Linked DNA regions of Homo sapiens: all the other regions are linked to region 1. Evidence: chromatin contacts called from ENCODE Hi-C or POLR2A ChIA-PET data. All regions are on one chromosome and are shown on one strand. Each heading gives the region's core, a stretch centred on a gene start or an enhancer-like site at or near the end of the contact. The rest is flanking DNA. Distances are from core to core; before and after follow the strand shown. Region 1 holds the start of PPP1R37 (protein phosphatase 1 regulatory subunit 37). Region 2 has its middle 6.9 kb from the start of CEACAM16. Region 3 has its middle 7.2 kb from the start of CBLC.

Evidence for each region. A loop is a pair of places that touch in the nucleus more often than their neighbours do. ChIA-PET counts read pairs that join two places held with the same protein, here RNA polymerase II (POLR2A). Pooled maps may share reads with other maps.
Region 2: a pooled map shows a loop between it and region 1 (5-fold over the local background). The contact joins the enhancer-like site here to the promoter of PPP1R37 in region 1. A Hi-C loop is called at or near these places in 2 of 50 pooled maps. POLR2A ChIA-PET finds 5 or more read pairs at or near these places in 2 of 52 experiments (HEK293 and naive thymus-derived CD8-positive, alpha-beta T cell).
Region 3: a pooled map shows a loop between it and region 1 (5-fold over the local background). The contact joins the enhancer-like site here to the promoter of PPP1R37 in region 1. A Hi-C loop is called at or near these places in 5 of 50 pooled maps. POLR2A ChIA-PET finds 5 or more read pairs at or near these places in 2 of 52 experiments (AG04449 and WTC11).

What each region holds. Positions count from the first base shown.
Region 1 is chr19:45,091,776-45,094,819 of GRCh38, forward strand. It overlaps PPP1R37 (protein phosphatase 1 regulatory subunit 37), which reads left to right and starts at 1,404. Exons shown (of 13, transcript NM_019121.2): 1 at 1,404-1,752. The coding sequence starts at 1,551. RefSeq lists enhancers at 1-6, 1,007-1,056 and a silencer at 1,477-1,686.
Region 2 is chr19:44,690,772-44,693,815 of GRCh38, forward strand. No RefSeq gene overlaps it. Among named protein-coding and RNA genes, the nearest start is that of CEACAM16, 6.9 kb to the right of the region's middle. RefSeq lists an enhancer at 1,663-1,732. Within about 2 kb of position 1,485, at least 23 of the 41 ENCODE cell types and tissues checked have a DNase peak (open chromatin) inside an H3K27ac peak, as active enhancers do.
Region 3 is chr19:44,769,145-44,772,188 of GRCh38, forward strand. No RefSeq gene overlaps it. Among named protein-coding and RNA genes, the nearest start is that of CBLC, 7.2 kb to the right of the region's middle. Within about 2 kb of position 1,592, at least 4 of the 41 ENCODE cell types and tissues checked have a DNase peak (open chromatin) inside an H3K27ac peak, as active enhancers do.

The sequences.
Region 1 (3,044 bases), core at 154-2,653:
TGAGCTCACGCTGGTTCTTTCTTGCCTCGGTGATCCACCAGCCTTGTCACCCAGGATTTAGGTTGGCAGATTCGTCTCTCGCCTTTGGAATTTCTACCTTCTCCTAGGTTTTGTTTTTTAAAATCAGGCCTATGATACCGCTCATGGGCTCATATTTATTTTAGCATTGTAATTTAAGTTGTATTTTATGCAACTCTACCCCGATACAGAGAGCTGTTGATGTAACTGCAGCGAGCAAATGGAGGACTAGAGACTAGCGAAGGGGCCGAGACTTCGTCTCCAGAGTATCCCTGTCAGCATCCATCAACTGCACTCATATATTGAATGCAGCTCCTATCCGCCTTTCTTTTCGACTTCTTCATGCCGTTACCACTCTTCATCAGTTAGTCTAGCCTCAATGTTTTCATTTATTTCCTTTGTTTTTTTTGGGGGGGGGGGAACGGAGTCTTGCTCTGTCGCCCAGGCTGGAGTGCAGTGGCACGATCTCGGCTCACTAAAAGCTCCGCCTCCCGGGTTCACACCATTCTCGTGCCTCAGGCTCCCGAGTAGCTGGGACTACAGGCGCCCGCCACCACGCCCGGCTAATTTTTTGTATTTTTAGTAGAGACGGGGTTTCACCGTGTTAGCCAGGATGGTCTCGATCTCCTAACCTCGTGATCCGCCCGTGTCGGCCTTCCAAAGTGCTGGGATTACAGGCGTGAGCCACCGCGCCCGGCCCATTTCTTTCCTTTCGTTGAGACAGGGTCTGGCTCTGTCTACCAGGTCGGAGTGCAGGGGCGCGATCATAGCTCAGTGCAGCCTCAACCTACCGGGCTCAAGCGATCTTCCCACCTCCCAAGTAGCTGGAACTACAGGCTCCTGTAACCAGACCCTGCTAATTTTTAAATTTTTTGTAAAGACGGGGCCTTGCTATGTTGCCCAGGCTGGTCTCGAACTCCTGGACTCAAGCGATCTTCCCGCCTCAGCCTTCCAAAGTGCTGGGATTATAGGCGTGTGCCGCCGCGCCCCGCCAGGTGTTTTCAGTTCTATGCACTCCATTCCCTGGGCTCTTGACGAATGTGCGGGAGCTGAATATTCGTTATTTGGACTCCGGCAGGAAGGCGTGGGCTCAGCTTCGCGCTTGCGCGCTGCTCTTGGAGACGGCGTCTACTTCGCCCCGCCCCTCATAGTCTGCAGTTCCGGCTCTGCAGATTCGCTGCTCACGTTTCTTTTTTCCGTGGCCCTTCCTGCCCTTTGTTTCTCTCTTCATGTCACCCGCGGGACAACTCTACGTGCAAGTCGCTGAAATCGATTTTCTGCTTCTTATAGTAAGCGGCGGGCTCGCCAGCCTCGAGCGAAAGTGTGACTGCGAACGGGCAGGCGCGCGCGGGGCTCGGCGGAGGCGCGCTTGGGCTCCCGGCGGCGACGACTACGACCACTAGGAGAGCGGACGGAGGCGGCGCCTGAAGCGGCGGCGGAGCCCATGCCCCGGGACGGCGGGCGGACCCGGAGAGACAAATCCGGGGCCCGGGGCATGTCCCCGGGGCCCCCGTGAGGAGGCGGCGGCGGCTATGGAGATCGCGCCGCAGGAGGCGCCGCCCGTGCCGGGCGCGGACGGCGACATTGAAGAGGCCCCAGCTGAGGCCGGGTCTCCCAGCCCCGCGTCGCCCCCCGCCGATGGGCGCCTCAAGGCTGCAGCCAAGCGCGTCACATTCCCGTCCGACGAGGATATCGTGTCTGGAGCAGTGGAGCCCAAAGACCCCTGGAGACATGGTAGCTACCGCGGGTGAAGCGGGGGCGGGCTCGAGAGGGACCCGGGAGTCGGGAGGGATCGGTGCAGGGCCCGGCTCGAGGTGGCGTTCAATAGATTGCACCTAATGGTGAATAAGGGGACAGTCGTCAGTTTAGAACCGTAGTCTGTTAGAAAGGGGGTGGCTATGGAGTTGGGAAGGTGAAAAGTATCTGGTTTCTGCCGCACCCCACCCACCCGAGACAAAGATGGTGATCGTTTTAGGGTTTAAAACGATGAGCAATTAAAGAAAGTTTGGTGTTTTGTCAGATGTAGAGTGTGGCAGCCTTTGCGTTCGTAGTTCCACCAGAGAAGGAGAGAAGGAGCAGTTGAGAGGAGGAGCGGGTCAACACTGGGCCTGAAAGGGCAGTTGAAAGAGTTTGATGGGTCTATGGGGGTAAAAAGAGGTTAAGTTGCTGGTCTGCAAGCCTTGGGGCAAGGAGTGGTCGTGTTGGCCACTTTCTTGGCTGGAAAGAGGGAGACTATAAACTTGGACTGTGGCTATAGAGGACTTGGTAAAAAGGAGTCAAGATAAGGTCCCAGAAGAGGAGCAGAGGTGGTGGTCAATTTGTGGTTGGGTGAGGGAGAAAGAGGCAGTGTGGTTTTTATGTTTTCTTTTTTATTGAGACAAGGTCTCACTACATTGCCCAGGCTGGTCTCGGACTTCTGGGTTCAAGCTGTCCTCCCTCCTTGGCCTCCCAGAGTGTTGGGATTACAGGTGTGAGCCACCGCCGCCTGCTGCAATGTGGTATTAAGAAGAAAAGCCAACGCCTACCGCCGCCTCCTCCTCCAAAAAAAAGAGAAGCAGAAGGAAGGCTGTCAGTCATTCAGGAGCAGAGGATGTTTGGGACATGGCTACGGAAGGGTCCTCTTGTTCCTTCCTGAGAAAGAATTGGGGGATGGCCGGGTGCATTGGCTCAGGCGTGTAATCCCAGCACTTTGGGAGGCCAAGGTGGGTGGATCACCTGAGGTCAGGAGTTTAAAACCAGCCTGGCCAACATGGGGAAACCCCGTCTCTACTAAAAATACAGAAATTGGCCGGGCATAGTGGTGCACACCTGTAATCCCATCTACTCAAGAGGCTGAGGCAGGGAGAATCGTTTGAACCCGGGAGGTGGAGGTTGCAGTGAGCTAAGATCACGACATTGTACTCCAGCCTGGGTGACAAGAGCAAAACTCCGGCTCAAAGAAAAAAAAAAAAAGAATTGGGGGATGTTATCAAGTCAGAAATTGGAGTTGCTGGCCAGTAGCAGGTGAGAGAGATGAAAAAGTTGGC
Region 2 (3,044 bases), core at 235-2,734, 400 kb before region 1:
CAGCCTGGGCAACAAGAGTGAAACTCTGTCTCAAAAAAAAAAGTAATGGCAAATTGGCTGGGCGCAATGGCTCACTCCTGTAATCTCAGCACTTTGGGAGACCGAGGCGGGCAAATCACAAGGTCAGGAGTTTGAGATCAGCCTGGCCAACATGGTGAAACCCATCTCTACTAAAAATACAAAAAATTAGCTGGGTGTGGTGGCAGGCGCCTGTAATCCTAGCTACTCAGGAGCCTGAGGCAGAAGAATCGCTTGAACCAGGGAGGCAGAGGTTGCAGTGAGCCGATATTGTGCCACTGCCCTCCAGCCTGTGGGACAGAGCAAGACTCCGTCTCAAAAAAAAAAAAAAAAGTAATGGCAAAAGCCACAATTACTTTTGCACCAACCTAGTACTGTGATTATCCCCATTTTACAGATGAGGAAACTGAGGTTAAGTAAGTGAAGCTGACCAGGCAAAGTGGCTTATGCTTTTAATCCCAGGACTTTAGGAGGCAAAGGCAGAAGGACCGCTTGAGCTCAGAAGTCCAAGATGAGCCTGGGTAACAGCGAGACCCAGTCTGCACACACAAAAAAATTTATTTATTTACTTTCATTTATTTATTTATTTATTTATTTTGAGATGGAGCCTCTCCCTGTCACCCAGGCTGGAGTGCGGTGGCACGATCTCGGCTCACTGCAACCTTTGCCTCCTGGGTTCAAGCGATTTCTGGCTTATTTTTGTATTTTTAGTAGAGACGGGGGTTTTACCACGTTGGCCACGCTGGTCTTGAACTCCTGACCTCAAGTGATCCACCCACCTCGGCCTCTCAAAGTGCTGGGATTACTGGCGTGAATTACCGCACTGGGCCAAAAATATTTAAAAATTAGCCAGGCGTGGTGGTGTGTGCCTGTGGTCCCAGCTACCTGGGAGACTGGGGTGGAAGGACTGCTTAACCCCAAGAGGTCAAGGCTGCGGTGAGCTGTGATTGTGCCACCACACTCCAGCCTGGGCGACAGAGCGAGACTCTGTCTCAAAAAAAAAAAAAAAAAGGTGAGGTCACCCAGGGTATCAGTGGACAAGCTGAGAACAAAACCAAAGTTTCTAACACCGAAAATTTGTCTTCTGCTCATCCCAGCCTGAAAGGAAGGTGAACCAAGATGCAATCCATGCCCATTCAAGTGGGGTCTGTGTGTCCAGGCAGAGGTGTCTGCCCTCTACAAAGGGCACAGGGGAGAGAGTGATGCTTAACCCAAAGGAGGTCTCGCTGATGGTGGAATTTCAGGCACCGTGTTTATGTTTGGCCTAATTAGCTTGAGACCAGTGTCCTTGACGGGAACTAAGACGCCCCCCACGCCCATCCCCGGCTCCCAGGCTCTCTCCACCCAAGTTCTGCCCACCAGGGCACACTGCTTCCCTCTGCCACCTCCTCTTCCCACGAGCCCTGGTACACCCTAGATTCTCAGGGCTGTGGCTCCTTGCTTTACAAATGAGTAAGTTGGTGGCAGGGAAGGAAGTGGGCTGGGCCATGACCAAGAGTCACTATGATTCACGGGGAAAACCCTGCCCTCCCGATTCAACTCTGTGTGCAAAAAGGTTTTGTGCGGGTTCCTAGGGTCTCAGGGTCAATGGATGTAGATAGACCACTAGAGGTATACACAGCCACTGTCCACCAACTCTCCCACCCCCCGGGTCTGCCTACAGCCCTGGATGGGGATCCTGTACCGGGGGGGCGGTTGGGGGGTTGGACAGGTGTGGGTTGAGGTGTTGTTTACATGTTGAACACACTGGGGTTCCAGGTAAGTTTCCGTCAGAAGAAAGCACTTCACTGCTGAGGCAGAAATTTCAAAATATTGAACCACTTTTCGATCCTGGCAGAAGGGAATTTTCCCAGGGTGATAAAAGTGTTCTAAAATTAGATTTGAGTGATGGCTGCCCAAAAGGAATTATGATATTATTCAAGAAATCATGGCTTTGCTGAACAACAGAAAACTCGAACACTGAGCATTTGAAGATATTAAGGAATTGTTGATTTTTATGTTCACTGTTTAGGTGAAATGATAGCATTGTGAGTGTGTTATTTTTAAATGAGTCCTTATCTTTTAAAGATACAGGCAGAAATAGCTATAAAATGATCTGATGGCTGGGATTTGCTTTCAAATAATACAGGAGAGGGCCGTGGGTGAGGAGAGGGAACCAGATTGCCTATGAGCTGAGTGATGGGTATGTGGTTGCGAGGGCAGACACCATTCTTCTCTCTGCTTTCGATGGGTGCGTAGAATTTCCCATAATAAAAAGTGGTTTTTAAATTGTTTTGACCATTGGCCTCGCGCGGTGGCTCACGCCTATAATCCCAGCACTTTGGGAGGCAGAGGCAGGCAGATCACTTGAGGGCAGGAGTTCGAGACCAGCCTGGGCAACCTGGTGAAACCCCATCTCTATTGAAAACACATAAAAATTACCCGAGTATAGTGGCATGCGCCTGTAATCCCAGCCACTCGAGAAGCTGAGGCAGGAGAATCGCTTGAACCCGGGAGGCAGAGGTTGCAGTGAGCTGAGGTCGTGCCACTGCACTCCAGCCTGGGCAACAGAGCGAGACTCCATCTCAAAAAAGAAAAAAAAAATTGTTTTAACCATTCTAAAGGAATGAGAAAAGAATTCTACAACTTTTGTTTTTTTGTTTTTTTTTTTGAGACAGAGTCTCACTCTGTCCCCCAGGCTGGAGTGCAGTAGCGTGATCACAACTTACTGCAGCTTCCATCTCCTGGGCTCAAGTGATCCTCCTGCCTCAGCCTCCAGAGTAGCTGGAATTACAGGCATGTGCCACCATACCTGGCTAATTTTTTTTTTTTTTTTTTTGAGATGAAGTTTCACTCTTGTTGCCCAGGCTGGAGTGCAATGGCGGGATCTTGGCTCACTGCAACCTCTGCCTCCTGGGTTCAAGCGATTCTCCTGCCTCAGCCTCCCCAGTCGCTGGGATTACAGGCATGCGCCACCATGCCCAGCTAATTTTGTATTTTTAGTAGAGACGGGGTTTCTCCATGTTGGTCAGGCTGGTCTCGAACTC
Region 3 (3,044 bases), core at 342-2,841, 320 kb before region 1:
CCAGAGGCAGAGGTTGCAGTGAGCTGTGATTCAGCCACTGCACTCCAGCCTGGGCGACAGAGGGAGACTGTCTCAAAAAACAAAAAGAAAAAAAAAGAGTGTGAGAGGTAAACAGAACACATCTTTTCTTTTTTTCATTGTTTGTTTGTTTTTTGAGACGGAGTCTCGCTCTGTCGCCCAGGCTGGAGTGCAGTGGCGTGATCTCAGCTCACTGCAAGCTCCGCCTCCTGGGTTCATGCCATTCCCCTGCCTCAGCCTCCCAAGTAGCTGGGACTACAGGCGCCCGCCACCACGCCCGGATAATTTTTTATATTTTTAGTAGAGATGGGGTTTCACCGTGTTAGCCAGGATGGTCTCGATCTCCTGACTTCATGATCCGCCCGCCTCGGCCTCCCAAAGTGCTGGGATTATAGGCATGAGCCACCGCGCAGCCGAACACATCTGTTCTTTAAGTGTGTTTTCAGACCTTCACATAAGCCAGACTTTTACTTTATAGAAAGGGAAACTGTGGCCCAGGGATGGAAGAGACTGACTTGGTGAATCGATAGGTCTGGGATTCCATGATTCACCATAACCAACCGACCAAATCTGTCAGCATTCTTGGGACAACCAGCATCGTGTGCCTCCTGATATCATGTACAGAGAAGGACACAGCATCACTTCTGTAACACTCCTGCCACCAGAATCTAATCACAAGGAAACATCACACAAACCCAAATCAAGGAGACCTTCTCCAAAAGAACTAGCCTATAATCTTCAAAAATGTCAATTCCATGAAAAACAAAGAAAGGCCAAGGAACCGTACCAGACTGAAGGAAACCGAAGAGATGAAAACTTTTTGCTATGACAGATAGTTTGGGGACAGCTGGCAATTTGCATACAGGCTGCACTGTTGGATACTACTGTCACTGAGAAATGTACACTGCTCCTCTGTACTGTGGTGGTGTAAGAGAACGTCCTTACACTTGGAAATGCAACTGAAGCATTTAGAGGCAAAGGGACGTAATGTCTGAAACTATTCTTGCAACTTCTCTGTAACTTTAAAATAATTTCAAAAGAAAAACAAATGATTTCAAAGTAAAAGTCATGGTTTAAGAGTCTGTGATTTTGGCCAGGCGCGGTGGCTCTCGCCTGTAATCCCAGCACTTTGGGAGGCCGAGGCGGGCAGATCACTTGAAGTCAGGAGTTCGAGACCAGCCTGGCCAACATGGTGAAACTCCGTCTCTACTAAAAATACAAAAAATTAGCCAGGTGTGGTGAGATGCGCCTGTAATACCAGCTACTCGGGAGCGTGAGGCACGAGAATCGCTTGAACCCGGGAGGCGGAGGTTGCAGTGACTAGAGTTCGCGCTACTGCACTCCAGCCTGGGCGACAGAGCGAGACTCAGTCTCAAAAAAAAAAAAAAAGAAAAGAAAAGTCTATGGTTTAAGGTTCTGTGTTTCCGAGTATCTCTAAGTCTGTGCATGCATTTGTGGTCAGAGTCTGGGGAGCTGGGGGCGTGAATGGGCTGCTTCAGACACTGCTTTGAGGGTGTGACCAGGACCTGAGGGTGTGGTTAAGGTGTAGGGGTGGGGCTAGGCCCTTGGGGGTGGGACCACAGTCCCAGAGGCGTGGCCAGGGCCTCGAAGGTATGGCCATAGTTTGAGGCGTGGCCGAGAAACTCCGTTCCCAAGGGAGGTGGTAACTCTGTGCTCAGAGCGCCCTCTTGTGGCTATCCTCAGGTCTCCACTTTTTATTCAATAGCTTTATTTCGTTTTATTTTTTTCAACTTTCATTTTAGATTCAGGGAGTACATGTGCAGGCTTGTTACCTGGGTATATTGCATGATGCTGAGGTTTGGGGTACGACTGATCCCGTCACCCAGGTACTGAGCATAGTACCCAACAGTTTTTCAACCCTTGCCCCCTCCCTTCTTCCCTCCCCACTTTAGCAGTCCCCAGTTTCTATTGTTGCCATCTTTATGTCCCTGAGTACTCAACGTTTAGCTCCCACTTACAAGTAAGAATGAGCGGTATTTGGCTTTTTCATCCAGCCTAACTGTTTTATTGAGATATAATGTGTATACCATACAATTTACCTCTTTAAAGTGTACAATTCTGGCCGGGCGCAGTGGCTCATGCCTGTAATCCCACCACTTTGGGAGGCCGAGGTGGGAGAATTACTTGAACTCAGGAGTTCAAGACCAGCCTGGGCAACACAGAGAGACCTCGTCTCTATAAAAATAAAAATAAAATTTTAAAAAGTGTACAATTCAGTGACTTTAGTATATTCACAAAATAGTGCAATTATCACCAGACTTTTTTTTTTTTTTTTTTTTTTGAGATGGAGTCTAGCTCTGTCGCCCAGGCTGGAGTGCAATGGTTCAGTCTCAGCTCACTGCAACCTCTGCCTCCCAGGTTCATGCCATTCTCCTGTCTCAGCCTCCCGAGTAGCTAGGATTACAGGTGCATGCCGCCATGCCCGGCTAATTTTTTATACTTTAGTAGAGACAGGGTTTCACTGTGTTGCCCAGGCTAGTCTCGAACTCCTGAGCTCAAGCAATCCACCTGCCTCAGCATCCCAAAGTGCTGGGATTACAGGCGTGAGCCACCATGCCTGCCTCACCAGATTCTATTTTAAAACAGTTGTTCACCCCAAAAAGAAACCTCATACCCATTAGTAGTCACTCCCTATTTCCCCTCAACACCCTTCCAGCTCTAGACAACCCATAACATACTCTCCCTTTTTTGTATTTTTGGACATAACATAGTTGTACATATTGTGGGGGTACATGTGATGTTTTGATACATGTATACAATGTGCAATGATGAAATCAGGGTAACTGGGATATCCATCACCTCGTTTATCTTTTCTTTGTGTTTAGAACATCACAATTATTCTCTTGTAGCTTTTTTTTTTTTTTTTTTTTTTTTTTGAGATGGAGTCTCGCACCGTCGCCCAGGCTGGAGTGCAGTGGCGCGATCTCAGCTCAATGCAAGCTCCGCCTCCCGAGTTCACGCCATTCTCTGCCTCAGCCTCCAGACTAGCTGGGACTACAGGCGCC